Linked DNA regions of Mus musculus: region 2 is linked to region 1. A link is a loop called in an ENCODE intact Hi-C map of the cell type or tissue named here. Cell type or tissue: heart. All regions are shown on one strand.

Region 1 (8,000 bases):
CATGAGTCCCCTGAGTGGTCTCCAAGCTTGAGTCCTCACGTAGGAAACTGTATGCAACCGAACCCAGATCTCAACCACTAGTAACTTACTGTCCTCATTCAAGTGGCATAATCATTTGACAACTTTCATACTATTTAAGAAAGTTCTGATAAAAACATTTTGCTTTGGAATAAAAAGAATATTTTAGCTGATTCTGATGCTTGACAAATCAATAAGCAATAGTAAGGAGAAATCAAATTATGTTTATTATTTTATGTTGGATAAATTGAGTTGTGTTACTACCAAGTGGATAACAGTTCATACTAACTTAGTAAATACTTTTTTTTATTTGTTTGTTTTTCAAGATAGAGTTTCTCCTTGTAACCCTGGCTGTCTTGCAACTCTCTCTGAAGACCAGGCTGGCTTCAAACTCACAGAGATCCACCTGCCTCTGCCTCCTGAGTGCTAGGATTAAAGGTGCGCACCACCACTACCTGGCTTAATTTAATAACTTTTAATCTGTGAATCTCAAGGTTTTACACATCCTCAGAAAATGATGTCTTAGATACAGTGCTCAGGTTTCTTCTCTGATTATTCTTCCTCCTGCTGCCTATAACACCACCCCAATGGACTTTTTTGATAATGTGAGTTGGTGCTGGTGGTCATGGTGCACCACTTACTGGTTGATTGTTTTCTTTAAGTGTTTAATATATTTATTTTACTTTAGTAACATTTTCTGTGTCACATCTGCTTAATAAATGAAATGCTGTATTGGCACAACAAATAAAGAGGAAATCTACTTTAATGGACTTAATATTGAAAGACAACTGTCAGAAAATGATTTCTTTTCAAATTTTACATGGTCTTTTCAATGTGATCTATTTAGGGAAAGAATCTATAGGAAACTGGCTTTAAAAATAATGCCAAGAATTATAGTTACATGAAACACTACAGCAACTGATGAAACCCAAGCCAAACAAGCCATGAACCCGAAGCATGCATCTCCCTTAATGTATCTAAACCTAGTGCTCTCCATTTTGAGCTGGAGAAAAACCTAGTTTCTAGATGGTATGTTTGGCTTGATGGCAGCCTCGGGTTCCAGGTATAATAAGAACTGCCTGTTTTCCCTGCCGAGAAAAAGCCTTGCTTGCCATTCTCAGCCTCCTTTCTAGCAAATCTCATCACTAGGTGGGAGATGAAAGTTCTGAAAATTCATTAGGACAGCTTCTGAAACAGAACGAAGTTCCTCACTCTGAAGCAGAACCGAGCCTTCTATACCATTCTGTCCTTTGCCCTGTCCCTTTGAGGAGAAGGTGAGGCTGACATTGGTGGTAAATGCTCGGTGATGCTTCTTGGATGTTAATACATTAGAATAAATCCACTTCTCACCTAGCATGGTCAGCTAAAGGACCTTCAGAGAATGACGCTTGAGACACATAAGTCTTTATAAGAGATGTCTAAGAAGAGAGAGGTGGCTTAGTAAAGAGCCTAAGAGATGAATAAATATCAGCGTGGACGGTGTGACACGTTGTCCCTGGGAGCCTATGGACAGCAGGATGCTATTGGGAAGGTAAGATGAACAATTAGTATGAGTGTTCAAAAAACCCCAGAGAGGATCTCACCTCCTGTCTACCATCAAAATGTGTCACGAGTTACATTCAGCGCAGCACAGTAACAAATATTTGTTACTCGATTGTAGTTACTACCTGTTGGTCTTAAAAACTGCTAGTAATTAATTTTTTTTCTTCAAAAATACTTTAAAGCAAGCTAGACATAGTGGTGTGTACCTGAGGTCCCAGCTACTCAAAAGGTTGAGGCAGGGGGACAGTAATGTTTACACGAAGACTCAAAACACGCTTTACCGTGAACATTACAGCTTCTATGAACATTAAAAAATATAATGATAATGTATCTAGGAGACAAGTACCTGCCATTCTGATTTAATAGGTATTGGTATGACTGCAGGTTCCCTCGGACACCAACGAGCTTCACGGGGCCTGCCCGGATGTAGACAAGCCTCATCTTGAGTGGTGATCTGTACAGTGTATCGGAATGTTGATGTTTCTCCACGCGAGCCTGAGTCCTGCTCCCTCTTTCAGTCGCCCTGGAACCACTTCCCGCTTCTGTGGGGGAAAGCCACCTGCACTAGCTATCTATTGTTTGAACAGTTTGGTTCATGATATTTTGTACCAGCTAAAGAGCCCTTTCTTTCCTGTCATGACCAGGGCATGTTCTCCTTGCCTGCCCCTCAGAAACTTGAGGGGTTTGTTTGTTTGTTGCCTTTTTGTTTTGTTTTCTGTTTTGTGCTTTTCTCTTTTGCATTTTGCATCTATTTCTCCGATGACCCCTCCCATTCCTCATCTCCCGTGTTAGCAGGTCATTTACTTCCCTTGCGTCCCTTTTGAGAATGGGTGGGCACTGCCATCACTGGTGACGTTCCTGTGCCCACTGTACTATGCCCTCCTTTAAATATGTGCCAGGGCTTCCTCTGTGCTCCCTACCTCCTGAGACAGTGCTCACTGTATCATGGATGCTTGGTAAATATCTAATGAAAAGTGAATCTGTATAAAAGAAGATAGAAAATAATTCGGGAACAGTCTCGTGAGATAATATCTAATGAAAAGTGAATCTGTATAAAAGAAGATAGAAAATAATTCGGGAACAGTCTCGTGAGATAAGTCTAATCGAAGGGGGGGGGGACTCTTGATAGAATTAATAAAACATAATAGCACTTTATTGATAAATCCGACTCACACAAGTTCTTGAAAATAAACTTGCAAGAACAAGCATGTGTGTCTGCTGAGGTTGATTATCCTGGTTTGAGTCGACTGACTGACTGTGCTTGGTCTTTCAGACTCACTTTGGTCATGTGTTTTGTCCTTCAAACTAATAGCTTCAGCTTTGACTACTTCCACTGAGGAGGAACTTAAATGACCCAGGCCTCAGAAGTTCCCAACAGACCCTGCAGGGTCCCCAGTGTTTAGAAGCGGCCCTCAAATGGTCCCAGATTGATCCTCCTGTCTGGATGTATGGCTCCCGTGTCTCACGCTGGAGCACCCAATGCGTTGGTTCTCAAGCCGGTTTTCCTCCAGCATTTAATGAATAGCTTCTGTTTTCCTTTACTTCTGTTTCTGATACCATTAAAGAGAAGGGGGAAAGTTTGACTACACGACGCATACTACTCACAGGAGCATCTGGGTTTACAATTTACATCCCACCAAACTTTGCGTTTTGCTTTCATTTGACAGCGATCGGGGGAAATGGCGCGTCCAAAGTCCACCAAGGCCAGTCTGTGAGCTCCACGGTTTATTGGAGTCATAGTTTAAACAAAACCTCGACAGACTTAAATTCAAAGGAAACCCGACTCTCAAGTCAGGGGCACGCAATCAGAACGCAGCACTCAAAGTAGCAGTCTGTGACCAGAGAGTCGAGGGTAGGATTATAAAATATGAAGACAGATAAAAAGCAAGACAGAGCTAAATCCCCGCGGCCAGCCGACTCCTATTCATTATCTCCTGCCGCATATGGGACCATTCTCTTACTTGTCCTCGCCCTTTCTTCTGCAAAAGCAAAAGCGACCTAGCCTGTCCGGCTTCATAGCTACTCTTTGTGCCGGAGCGGAGTCTCTGCCACCGCCACCACTACTTCCTCCACCTCCTCCGGTCTGCTGCGGGCTCCAGTCCGGGCTCGGAGGGAAAGGGCTCCCTTTGCGCTGTGAAGCGGGTGCTGCGATTGGGCGACGGTCCCTGAGCCGCCAGCTCCGCGTCGGTTTCAAGGCTCCTCCCTCCCGGTGAAAGACAGACTGGGGGGCGCCTAGAAACCCGTTGGAGGGCGCGCGAGGGAGAGCAGAGGCTGCGAGTTGAGGGATTGACACAAATGGTCAGGCGGCGGCGGAGAAGGAGGAGGCGGAGGCGCAGGGGGGACCCAGGGCGGCTAGGCTGCCGAGAGTTGGGCGCTCCTCTGCCCGGCTGCGACCACTAACGCGGCGCCGCCTGACAAGAGCCACAGCCTGCCGCGGGCCAGGGAAGAGGGACGCGACCCCGGCGCGCCTGGACCACTCTTGCTCTCCTCGCCGCCCGCGCTTCATGAACCGCAAGTTTCCGCGGCGGCGGCGGCGGCTGCGGGACGCGGAGCAGAATCCCGGGGAGCGGGCAGAGAGCGGCCGCACCCCGACGGAGGGCACGGGCGACCAGCTCTCCCGGATCACAGTGGGAGCCACCACCCGCCGCGCCGCTGCCCGTCCCAGTCAATCCGCGCCGAGGAGGGAGCCGAAAAAGTATGGCTGAGGAGGCGGCGCCTAGCGAGTCCCGGGCCGCCGGCCGGCTGAGCTTGGAACTTTGTGCCGAAGCACTCCCGGGCCGGCGGGAGGAGGTGGGGCACGAGGACACGGCCAGCCACCGCCGCCCCCGGGCTGATCCCCGGCGTTGGGCTAGCGGGCTGCTGCTGCTGCTTTGGTTGCTGGAGGCTCCTCTGCTTTTGGGGGTCCGAGCGCAGGCGGCGGGCCAGGTATCCGGGCCGGGCCAGCAAGCCCCGCCGCCGCCCCAGCCCCAGCAGAGCGGGCAGCAGTACAACGGCGAACGGGGCATCTCCATCCCGGACCACGGCTACTGCCAGCCCATCTCCATCCCGCTGTGCACGGACATCGCGTACAACCAGACCATCATGCCCAACCTGCTGGGCCACACGAATCAGGAGGACGCCGGTCTGGAGGTGCACCAGTTCTACCCTCTGGTGAAGGTGCAGTGCTCCGCCGAGCTCAAGTTCTTCCTGTGCTCCATGTACGCGCCTGTGTGCACCGTACTGGAGCAGGCGCTACCGCCCTGCCGCTCCCTGTGCGAGCGCGCACGCCAGGGCTGCGAGGCGCTCATGAACAAGTTCGGCTTCCAGTGGCCAGACACACTCAAGTGCGAGAAGTTCCCGGTGCACGGCGCAGGAGAGCTGTGCGTGGGCCAGAACACGTCCGACAAAGGCACCCCAACTCCCTCCTTGCTACCAGAGTTCTGGACCAGTAATCCGCAGCACGGCGGCGGTGGTTACCGCGGCGGCTACCCGGGGGGTGCCGGGACGGTGGAGCGGGGAAAGTTCTCCTGCCCGCGCGCCCTCAGGGTGCCCTCCTACCTCAACTACCACTTTCTGGGGGAGAAGGACTGCGGCGCACCCTGCGAACCCACCAAGGTTTACGGGCTCATGTACTTCGGGCCAGAGGAGCTGCGCTTCTCGCGCACCTGGATAGGCATCTGGTCCGTGCTGTGCTGCGCCTCCACGCTCTTCACGGTGCTCACGTACCTAGTGGACATGCGGCGCTTCAGCTACCCGGAACGGCCCATCATTTTCCTGTCCGGCTGTTACACAGCGGTGGCGGTGGCCTACATCGCTGGCTTTCTGTTGGAGGACCGGGTGGTGTGCAACGACAAGTTTGCAGAGGACGGGGCGCGCACGGTGGCGCAGGGCACTAAGAAAGAAGGCTGCACTATACTCTTTATGATGCTCTACTTCTTCAGCATGGCCAGCTCCATCTGGTGGGTGATCCTGTCCCTCACCTGGTTCCTGGCAGCCGGCATGAAGTGGGGCCACGAAGCCATCGAGGCCAACTCACAGTATTTCCATTTAGCCGCCTGGGCTGTGCCAGCCATCAAAACTATAACCATCTTGGCGTTGGGCCAGGTGGATGGCGACGTACTGAGCGGAGTGTGTTTTGTGGGGCTCAACAACGTGGACGCACTGCGTGGCTTTGTGCTGGCGCCTCTCTTCGTTTATCTGTTCATTGGCACTTCTTTCCTGCTGGCCGGTTTCGTGTCACTCTTCCGCATCCGCACCATCATGAAGCATGACGGCACCAAGACAGAGAAGCTGGAGAAGCTCATGGTGCGCATCGGAGTCTTCAGTGTCCTCTACACTGTGCCGGCCACCATCGTCATCGCCTGCTACTTCTATGAACAGGCCTTTCGGGACCAGTGGGAGCGCAGCTGGGTGGCCCAGAGCTGCAAGAGTTATGCCATCCCTTGCCCTCACCTCCAGGGAGGTGGAGGAGTCCCACCACACCCGCCCATGAGCCCAGACTTTACAGTCTTCATGATCAAGTATCTCATGACGCTGATTGTGGGCATCACATCGGGCTTCTGGATCTGGTCCGGCAAGACACTGAATTCCTGGAGGAAGTTCTACACGAGGCTTACCAACAGCAAACAGGGGGAGACTACCGTCTGAAACCCAGACTCTTACCTTACCCTTTTTTGGCCTGATCCTAGCCATCGCCTGGAAGCTGGCCCCAAGGAATTCCTGCCAAGCCTGGCCACTCCAGGCTTCCTCGCCAGCCACTGACTTTTGCAGGCCCCTTTCCCAACAAACAGCACAGGTTCTGCAAAAGCTTCCGTCCCTGGGGTAAAGGAACGAGAGGGCCCAACTGATCGAGGTGTATGTGTATGTGCGTGTGGACCGATCTCTCTAGCCCTCTCTGATACCAGGATTGTACGCTTTTATGATTGTAAATAGCCTGTGTAAGATTTTTGTACGTATATTTGTATTTAAAGACTATCGAACACGCAGTTTTTTTTTCTTTTTAAAAATGTTTAATTATTTAGGGCAATTTACGTATTTGGAGCTTTTCTCACTTGCCCTTTTCTGCAGATTGCAGAGGAGGTAAAACAGAGCACACTTGACTAAGTGCTTTGCCCTGTGCCCTCATCTTTGTCAAGGGAGCATGGGCCTGCCTCTCCAGGGTCATTTCCTTCAGCATCTCCCGCCCCTCCCCTTCCTTGCTTGCAGTGGGAAATTTTAAGGTGCAGAACTCTGTAAAGCTTCCAGATCCCGAGGTGGGCCCCGCCCATTCCAGATCCTCCCCTTTTCAGCGGTAGAGTGTGGATGGCTGTCCCTGTGACTTCCTGATGCTGCTTATTTGAGATCCACCTTCCAGCTTTATTAGAGGACCCCAGTATGGGCTCTGCCAGTTGACCCAGCCTCCCTGTACCCCGGTGTCCCTTGCCCAGTGTCTTTCTCCTTGCACCTAAGTTGTTCAGAGGGAGTGCAGTAACCGACCGATAGCGAACTTTGGAGAGTCTGACTTTTTATGGATGAGCTCATTTTTACTCTCTAGTATCTGGAACTTGCTCTGGGTCTGGTCATCATCATGGAAAGAGCAGCAAGCTTTGTGGGTTGGGAGAGGCTAAAGAGAGAGGTTATAAAACATTAGTTCTAATTGCATTCTGATGTCTGGCAACCTACTTTCTTCCCCCTGTGATGCTGCCTGCTTCTAGATTTTACCCTTCTATGAAATGCAGACCTCGAGGTTGCCTGGGAAGCTTGGTGAAGGAATGGTTTACCTTCCTTAACAGGATAGTAGAACATACACAGAGTATGGAAACCTAAGGAGATTTCAGTGAAGTGGAGTTACTCCAAGTGAAACGCTGTTTTCTGGTTTTAGCCAAACTGCAATTAGATGTGTCTTTGCAATCTAAAAGTTGTACACAATCAACAATACACTTTGCTTACTCCTCAGCAGCACATTCTGAGGGAGAAACAGTCACACCCCCGCAGAAAGCCTGGTTGGACTTCCGAAGACAGAGGCGGTGGACTGACGGATGGGTGAGAGAGACAAACACGACCTAGGCATGCATGCTGAAGGGGAAGTGTGTCCATTCCTACTGCATCCCATCTTGTGTGCTCCTGTCTGGATTTACGGCAGTGTGTCAAATGTAAATCTCTCAAAGCCATTTAAAAATACTCACTTTAGTTATGGATGAAGAAGAGGAGAAAAGCAGTCCTCCTGATTGTAGTGTTTAAACCTTAAGAGTTTATCACAAATGCCGATACATACATAGGACCTAAATTTATCTATGTCTGTCATACCCTAAAATGACATTGGTTTTTGGATTTGGTATGCATTATTATTGTTATTATTGTTATTATTATTCTCACCACCATGAGATCATCTATATTTATAGAGGAATAGAAGTTTATATATATAAAATGCCATATTTTTAATTTCGCAAATAAAAAAATGAAAGTTTTGTACAAAATTACAT
Region 2 (8,000 bases), 500 kb after region 1:
CTAAGTTTTAAAATCAGAGAGGCCTTTTGATTGTCACTGCTATAATTTTCATAGTCAATCAGAACACACTAGTAGTATGTTACCTAGTCAGTTACATTAAAAACCATTCTAACACATGAATCTTACATTATTAGTCAAGTGTGAGAAAAAGCTCTAAATAACTCATGATAGAGAAAGCAATATAGCTAGTATAAGGGAGTGGAGTCCCCAAAAGCTCAGCGTCCATCCTCAAGTGAAATCCCAAGGTCTTAGTCTAAATATTCATTAGGCTAAATATTCATTATTCATATATAAATAATATGGTGACACACGCCACCGTTGAACCTAGTACACACGCATGCGCGCACACAGAGTTGTCATATTTAATGAAGAAGCAATCGAGTCCTTGTTATCCATTCCTATTCCTAGGAAGGTGAACCATGTAAAATTGCACTGAAACCAATAGTGATCAAATATTAAGAATTTCTTAGGAGCCCATCTACTACTAGTATTTCACACTGGTTCACAGCATATCTAAGATGTATCTACTTATCCTCACTCAGCCACCGACCTGCTCCAATAATCAATGCACATCAAAGCAAGCAGATCATGGTTGAACAGCTCGGTGAACATTCACACACTGAACACCGCCCTGTAGTTAGGACATAGTTCAGCGGTACTCTATTCTCATAAATGGGCTCACACAATATGTTCTTTGCGCGTTTAGCTATTTTCATTCAACCTCCTATTTGAATCAACATGTTTCATATAGCAGCAAATAACCCATTCTGGATGCTGTCTAACATTCTTTTGCTTTATACACCATGCATTCCACTGTTGATAAACCAAAGCAATCATTTTGTCTTTAATGTAATGAGACAAGTAGTTGCCCTGCTTGAAGCTCTTTTTGTTTTTTTTTCCCTTGCTTTGCCTCATAGTTAAAAATCCATAAATCTTACTACGGTAAGTAAAGAGGTTCCACCCACTTTGCGCTCTCCCACCCACATTTTGGCTACACTACCTTTCTTGCCTCCACTCTCTCTGATACAGGCTAAGTGCTTTGCTATTCCCGAGATGTTCTCCATGACTTCTACCATCCCATCCTCGACATTAGACCACTCACTATTGGGCTTCAATAGTAACAATTTAATGTGGTTCACTCATGCTCCTAGAAATAGATCATAAGGACTACCAGGACTTAGTCTATTGTTTGAACGCTGTGAAACAACACGGGGCTGGCTATGTCTCCTGCATTTCTCTCTGAGACCATCGGCTCTCAGGTGGTGACATCATCAGCCTTCGTCCTCTGATAGTCCCTCACGGTACTCCGCAGAGTTAGTTGGTTTCTGTTAGGATTTTATTTGGTCAATGAGAAAGAAGTGTAAGGTTAACTGCCCACATTATTGATAACAGAGAAATATAATTTGATTCTTTTTAAAGCAAAGCTCCACCCAGGACCAAAGGGAGATTTACTGCCTGTTACAGTACAGCCAAACTTCAACTCATTGAGTCAAGTAAACCAATCGAATAGAAGCATCTTTCTAGCTGGTGTGTCAATGTAAAATTATCACTGTTTTCTGCATGGTTAGCATTTCTTCAGTTTTTAATCTGTTGCATTGGCATCATACACACTCAGTTGTAAGACTCAAGGACTCCAAGATGTTGCCAACTAGAGAAACATTGAGATTGAAGTTTTATGCTTCCATCTCCAGATTGCTAACAAGATTTCTAAGGTGCCCTACAGCATGCTTTGTGGGAGTATTCCCCACAGGGAAGAGGCACAGACTCCCCACAAAACTATAAAGAGTTTCAAGAACAAAATCATTTCATCTGAAGAAAGAACAGTTTTATACGGAGAACACTTACAATGTTTTCTACAAGGTACAAAATGTTTCTGCAGAGAAAAAAAATGAAACAAATTTTACTCTGGTTTTCAAAACTGAGCCAGAGTTTTTAATCAAGCAATTAAAGAAAGTAAGCCAGCAGGTTTATGCAATTTTCAAGTTCTGGACATTTCTAATTAAGTAAAGAAAAGTGGTATATAAGAAAGTAATGTATTTTTAAAGCGTAGTGGAGAAATTAAATGTGTTCTGTTGAGGTTAACTTTTTCATGAAATAAGCTTCTTATCCTGGCAAGAAATGGGTCATAGCAATAAAAGTATGCTGCAAATTCAACTTGACAAATGAGAAAATTAATTCCAGAGGGGAAGGCCTATTAAAGGAATATTTTAATTTAATCATGCAATGAATATTTTGCGTCGCTTCTATACATGCAAGATACTGCCTTGCATATTTTAACAAGGTAAAGCATAGTATTAGTTAATCTAGTAATAATTTGTTCTGTTGTTAACATCTTAGTCATAATATAAAATGATCAAATACAAGAAAAAGGTTAAGCTCCTATATAGACATGCCAGCTCCGAATATTTGCTTATAAACTTCAAATTCCAATATGTTATGCCCATGACTTATGACATGTGCAGAACATTAATCACTTCAGTGAGCAGAAAGGCTGGCTGCTTCTTCAGCATAAAATGTGATATGATGCCACCTCATGGCTGAAAAGCAGATCTGAAGGTTTGGGATGAACAATGATGAGAATGGTTGAGGTGTGTTAGATCTGTGGAGAAAGATGCTGCTTGCTACGACCTGTAAAATCAAAACACAGAACCAGCTTAGTCCTGGGAAGAAAATACAAAGCAGCTGCATGCAGTACACGGATGCCACGTCTGGCTTACAGCTGCAATGCAAGGGTGCCACATCTGGCTTACAGCTACAATACAAGGGTGCTACCACGTCTGGCCAACAACTACAATGTGAGAGTGCCACATCTGGCTTATAGCTACAATGCAAGGATGCCACACCTGGCTTACAGCTACAATGCAAGGATACCACACCTGGCTTACAGCTACAATGCAAGGATACCACACCTGGTTTACAGCTACAATGCAAGGATACCACACCTGGCTTACAGCTACAATGCAAGGGTGCCACATCTGGCTTACAGCTGTAATACAAGGGTGCCACATCTGGCTTACAGCTGTAATACAAGGGGGCCACATCTGGCTTACAGCTGTAATACAAGGGTGCCACACCTGGTTTACAGCTACAATGCAAGGGTGCCACATGGCAATGCAAGGGTATAACATCTGGCTTACTGCTGTAATGAAAGGCTGCCATGTCTAACTTACAGCAAAAGTTTGCCCACAGCAGTCCATCAAGGACCTACCTACTTGTTTGCTATTATAGGATTTTCTCATAACCATTGTCACTTGAATTTTTCTATTACATGTTGCTATTCTTAAGACTAGTTGTTTTTTACATCAACATTCATAAACAAGAAAAATCAAATGTACTACCAAATTAAATTTTTGGAGCTAATTAAATACAGTTTACTGAGTTTTACTTTTGGATCAATTGAAAGTGTGCTTCTTACAGGTAAAAAGTCACCAGATAGTGACATTTTCTGTTTGGTTCCTTTAGTTACCCTAACAATAAATGCCAACAGGGACTAGAGAGATAGTAAAGAGCTGTGCTGCTTTTCTAGGGGACCCAAGCTTAGGTCCCAGGTCCCATCATGGATGCAGGAGAGCTCACAACTTCCTGTTACTCTAGCTCCAGGTGTGTGTGGGGGGTGGGGGGAAGTCAGATGCCATCTTCTGGCATCTGATGGTACTGCAGTCACATGCATACTACAAATAAAAATAATTAACAAAATTAGATTTTTTTTTTAAGGAGAATGCAGCTCTTTAGGACTCAATCAAAAAATAGAAATGCCAAAACTCCAACAAATGTAATGGAAGCATAGGCTAACATTCCTATCAATCTCACCTCGCTACCAAGCACCATGCACTCACAGTCCTCTCTGGAAGCCTGTCCTCTTCTAGGGTGCCACTGTTCCTCCATACGCTACGCTGATCTAATAGGTACTTTATTTTTGTCTTGGTTTGTTTTTCAGGATAGGATTTTCTGTGTAGCCCTGGCTGTCCTGGTACTTGCTCTGAGGACCAGGCTGGCCTCGAACTGAGACATCTGCCTGCCTTTGCCTCCCTGGTACAGAGATTAAAAGTGTGTGCCACTGTGTCTGGCTTTACTGTTACTTACATGTAAGCAAGGCTGAAATTTCTCTCCGCACAAGCTTTAAAGTCACATCATCAGCCAATTTTTTGTAGATCTGATTGGTTTTGCTTCTTTTGACTGTGGAATGGATCCAGGAACTCTGGGAAACACAGATCCTTCAAGGAGCTTTCAAAAACAATGCCGTTTATGAAGTCCATTGTCATCTCAGCATTACTATCACAGCTCCTGGGAAAACAAAGCAACTTCTGCCCCCAAGAACTACCTAAGAAGACCATCTTCCCATTCTTCCCAATGGCTCCCCAGTGACTTTTAATAGAGATTATCAGTGCTCAACTTTTGAACCTTTATGTATGAAGGCTATCTCATCTTGGTAGTAAACTTTTGGAAAAGGTCAAAGGAATGGTAGAAAAACAAACTCAATTGCAAGCAAGACTCTAGGGAGAACCCATTCATATAAAACAAGAGTGTGAATCTAACAATTTAAGATAAGGTAGATGAGGGGTGTATGGAAATTCTGTATTGTCTGCAACTTTTTGTGTGTCTAAAATTATTCTGATTAAAGAATTCATTTAAAACAACAACAGCAGCAGCAGCAACAACTATTCTTTGAGGAATCAGAGTCACCTGTATTAATTTGTCTGCCCTTACTAGATCGACATCTTTCCTTGCACACTTACACATTCTATGCAGACAGGCTGTCTTACATCCTAAGGGTCTGAAGCTGTATCTGACTGCTGGGGAGAGAGAGCCCAATATGATCCTTCCTAGACTGGAGTTCCCTGAGGAAGTGTCAGTGTAGACAGTGACACGCTTGCTCTGTGAGCTTAGCCAGGCCAGCTCTGTCTCTGTACTCTCCTTTCCTCTTATCATCTCACCCCTGCAGTCAGACCATGCTTACTCTCCACCTCTGTGGGAAGAACAGGAATTTTACGTATAATTCTGAACATAATGTTAGCTGTCTGGTACATAAACAATACGGAATCTTTATAGCAACTGTTTTGAGCAGCCTTAGCCAGCAGGCTCCTTAGGGCAGAACCTACTATTTTTTGTTGGTGGTTGGTTGGGTTGGGTTGGGTTGGGTTGGGTTTTGAGACAGGGTTTCTCTGTGTGTAGCCTTGACTGTGCCTGTCCTGTCCTGGAACTAGCTCTGTAGACCAAGCTGGCCTCGAACCCACAGAGATCCACCTGCCTCTGCCTAGGACTAAAGGTGTGTGCTTCCAGTGCCCAGCTAGGCCCTGCTCTTTGAGTAGCAGTAGACACATTGGAGTCTTTTCATAAATAATAACATCCATTATGAATTCCAGTTTCAGCCCTGAAATATAGGATGTGTATAAGTCAGCTTTTCTGTTACTGATAATCACATTGGTGGTAAGAGCTGCACCCATTTTCCTTTTCTGAATATTTATTTTACTTATCGTAGAACACAAAGATATAAGCCCTACTTTCAGAGTACTATTTATAGCCTGAGAAAGGACTTGTGCCCGAATCTCATAATCACACAGCTATTTGTTCACAGGCCACTCAGTCTCCCATTTGGCTGCCATTTAACTCCTGAAGCTCTCTCTGTTTAACCTTTTGGCTTCCTGAGTGGAGTAGCAGAAGCCACAGCATGGGGAAAGGAGGTTCTTAGAAGTCGCTGAGAACAAAGGTCCGCCCTGCATGAGCAGCGGTTCTCTCTTCTTGGGTAGTGCTTGCTCCTGCTATCTGGTGGGGAGAGAAAAGACCGTTTTTTTTTGTTTGTTTGTTTTTTGTTTTTTTTTATCCCCCAAGCTCACAACTGCAGAAATTTTTTTTAGAAGATTCACAACTAGGAGAAAAAGAAGCGCTTAAGGTATGGCTGCCGGTGATGTACACAGCTTCCACGAGAAGACAATGAGTGTCTAAGGATTCTTGCTGCAGATGATACGCCCAGACTGTGTATGAAGAGCACATCTATTTATCAAACGCTGCTTCTCTGCCTTGCTTTTCCTCTGGAGATTTGCTTTTCTTAGGAAATTACTAGCTTTTTTTCTTGCTATAGGCCTGAAGTGTACATCCTTGAGACTCTAGAAATCCCTACTGCACAACCCAGAAACTTCTAAACCCTCAAAACTTCACTTGTCAAGTCTCTCCTATGTTGCAGAAAATATCGAAGGATCGATAGGAGCCCCTCCTCAGAGGACCCAGAGGCAGAAAGGGCCTCTTCCTTAATGGGGGAAGACATCTGAAAATACCATCTCTGTTCCCAAGACTGCCTGTACAATCTCCTCATCAAAAAACAATGGGCAGTACACATAAGATCCCACCAGTATGTACGGCTAAGACATGTTAATAAATAAAAGTGGTTTAAAAATTCTAAATATATTTTTAAAGAGCATACTGGAAACCATAAGCATATTGAAAGACCAAAATTCCATCAGAATGTAAAGACATTACCAAGTTCAAATACATGGAAATTTGAAGCCATGTCTAACACTATAACTACCAAGCATGAACAGCTGTTAAAACTGAAGTTAACCTAAAGGACAATGAATTTGATAGTTTTCAGTCTCACTAAAAGTATGGTTGCAGAACGTTATATTGGGCAGACTAACAGGGATTATACAGTGGGGTGCATTCAGGCTCTGTAGATCCTACTATGTGATCTTTAAGTCTTCCCATAAACATTCATGGAACATCATCTCCAGAAGCTTGTACACAGAAAATGTGATATACAATATGACAATACCTGGGCATCAGAAATTTGTATTTGAGATTCAGTAAGTGTTCTAGACATGGCACAGCTGGTACACTCACAAACTAACTGCAGCCAGAGTGATATGTACAAAGCATACACAAGATCGGGCCCATAAATATTCATCATGGGTGAGAGGAGGTTCTCTGAAGCCCCACCCCTACTATCAGCTATGAATGTTTGTCGGGAGAGGGGTGTCATGTTCTCTAGTGGTGTAGTCACAGATAAGTTGCCCTTTCTTCACTGAATAACTTCCCACCCATTCCCAGGCAAGTAACGCAATAGGCCACACACAAAAAGAAGATGTGAAAGTAGGAAGGAGACTCACTGAGAAGAACAAGGCCAATGGGAGAGAAAGGATGATGGGGAAGGAGAATGGGGGCTGGCAAAAATAGTTAAAATTCACTAAGTAAGTACACGAAGCCATCAAATACTAAAAACCTTTGTGGGGAAAGAAGCATTCATATAAATAACTGCAAGATGGATACATACGCAACGCTGTGGGGAAGACACATCATTGTGCTCACATGACTAGAGATGTTTTGACACCACTTCACATTGACCTTTGATGATCTTGGGGATTCCAAGATAACACGTATGGTTCTGATGAGAAGCTGAACATTTCTACGCCATCAGCCCCATAGAAATAGCCTGTGGACGTGCGATGCTGTGGTGGCTTGAATACACTAGGTCCATGGGAAGTGGCACTATTAGGAGGTATGGCCTTGTTGGGATAGGTGTGGCCTTGTTGGAGGAAGTACATTACTGTGCAGGCAGGCTTTGAGGGATCCTAGTACTCAAGTCCCGACCAGTGGAGAAGAAGTCCCCTCCTGGCTTCTTGTGGAAGGCAGTTTCCTTCTGGTGGCCTTTTAGATCAAGATTCAGAACTCTCAGCTTCTTCTCCAGCTCCATGTCTGCCCGGAAGGTACCGTGCTTCTTATCATGATGATAATGGACTGAATCTCTGAAGCCTGTAAGCCTGCCCCAATTAAATGTTTGCCTTTATAAGATGAGTCTTCAAAGCAACGAAACCCCAGCTAAGGCAGATTCCAAAACTGCCTTTGAAAAATGACCCCCCCCCCAAATAAAAAATAATAATAAATAAAATTTTAAAAGTGGCCTTCAAAATATTCACTTTGCTAAGAAGAAAACACAAGACAAAGAAGAGACTCAGCAGGCGATGGAAAGAGCACATAGCACTCAGGATCCTAGGCCTATTAGGAGCTAC

What was found. Peaks named below come from ENCODE experiments on the same cell type or tissue, not always from the same donor. Only the 100,000 strongest peaks of a DNase experiment are listed, where the experiment ranks them.
Region 2: it touches region 1 in a loop (5-fold over the local background); 10 of 42 quality-filtered maps call a loop at or near these places.

The regions. Positions count from the first base shown.
Region 1 is chr5:4,753,838-4,761,837 of GRCm38, reverse strand. It overlaps Fzd1 (frizzled class receptor 1), which reads left to right and starts at 3,622. Exons shown (of 1, transcript NM_021457.3): 1 at 3,622-7,999. The coding sequence starts at 4,258. The coding sequence ends at 6,186. In heart, a CTCF peak has its summit at 3,755; DNase peaks (open chromatin) are centred at 3,707, 4,477 and 5,487; H3K4me3 peaks cover 4,996 bases; H3K27ac peaks cover 4,226 bases.
Region 2 is chr5:4,258,496-4,266,495 of GRCm38, reverse strand. No RefSeq gene overlaps it. Among named protein-coding and RNA genes, the nearest start is that of Gm40261, 11 kb to the left of the region's middle. In heart, CTCF peaks have their summits at 2,537 and 3,665 (motif pointing left); no DNase peak of the experiment used is centred here.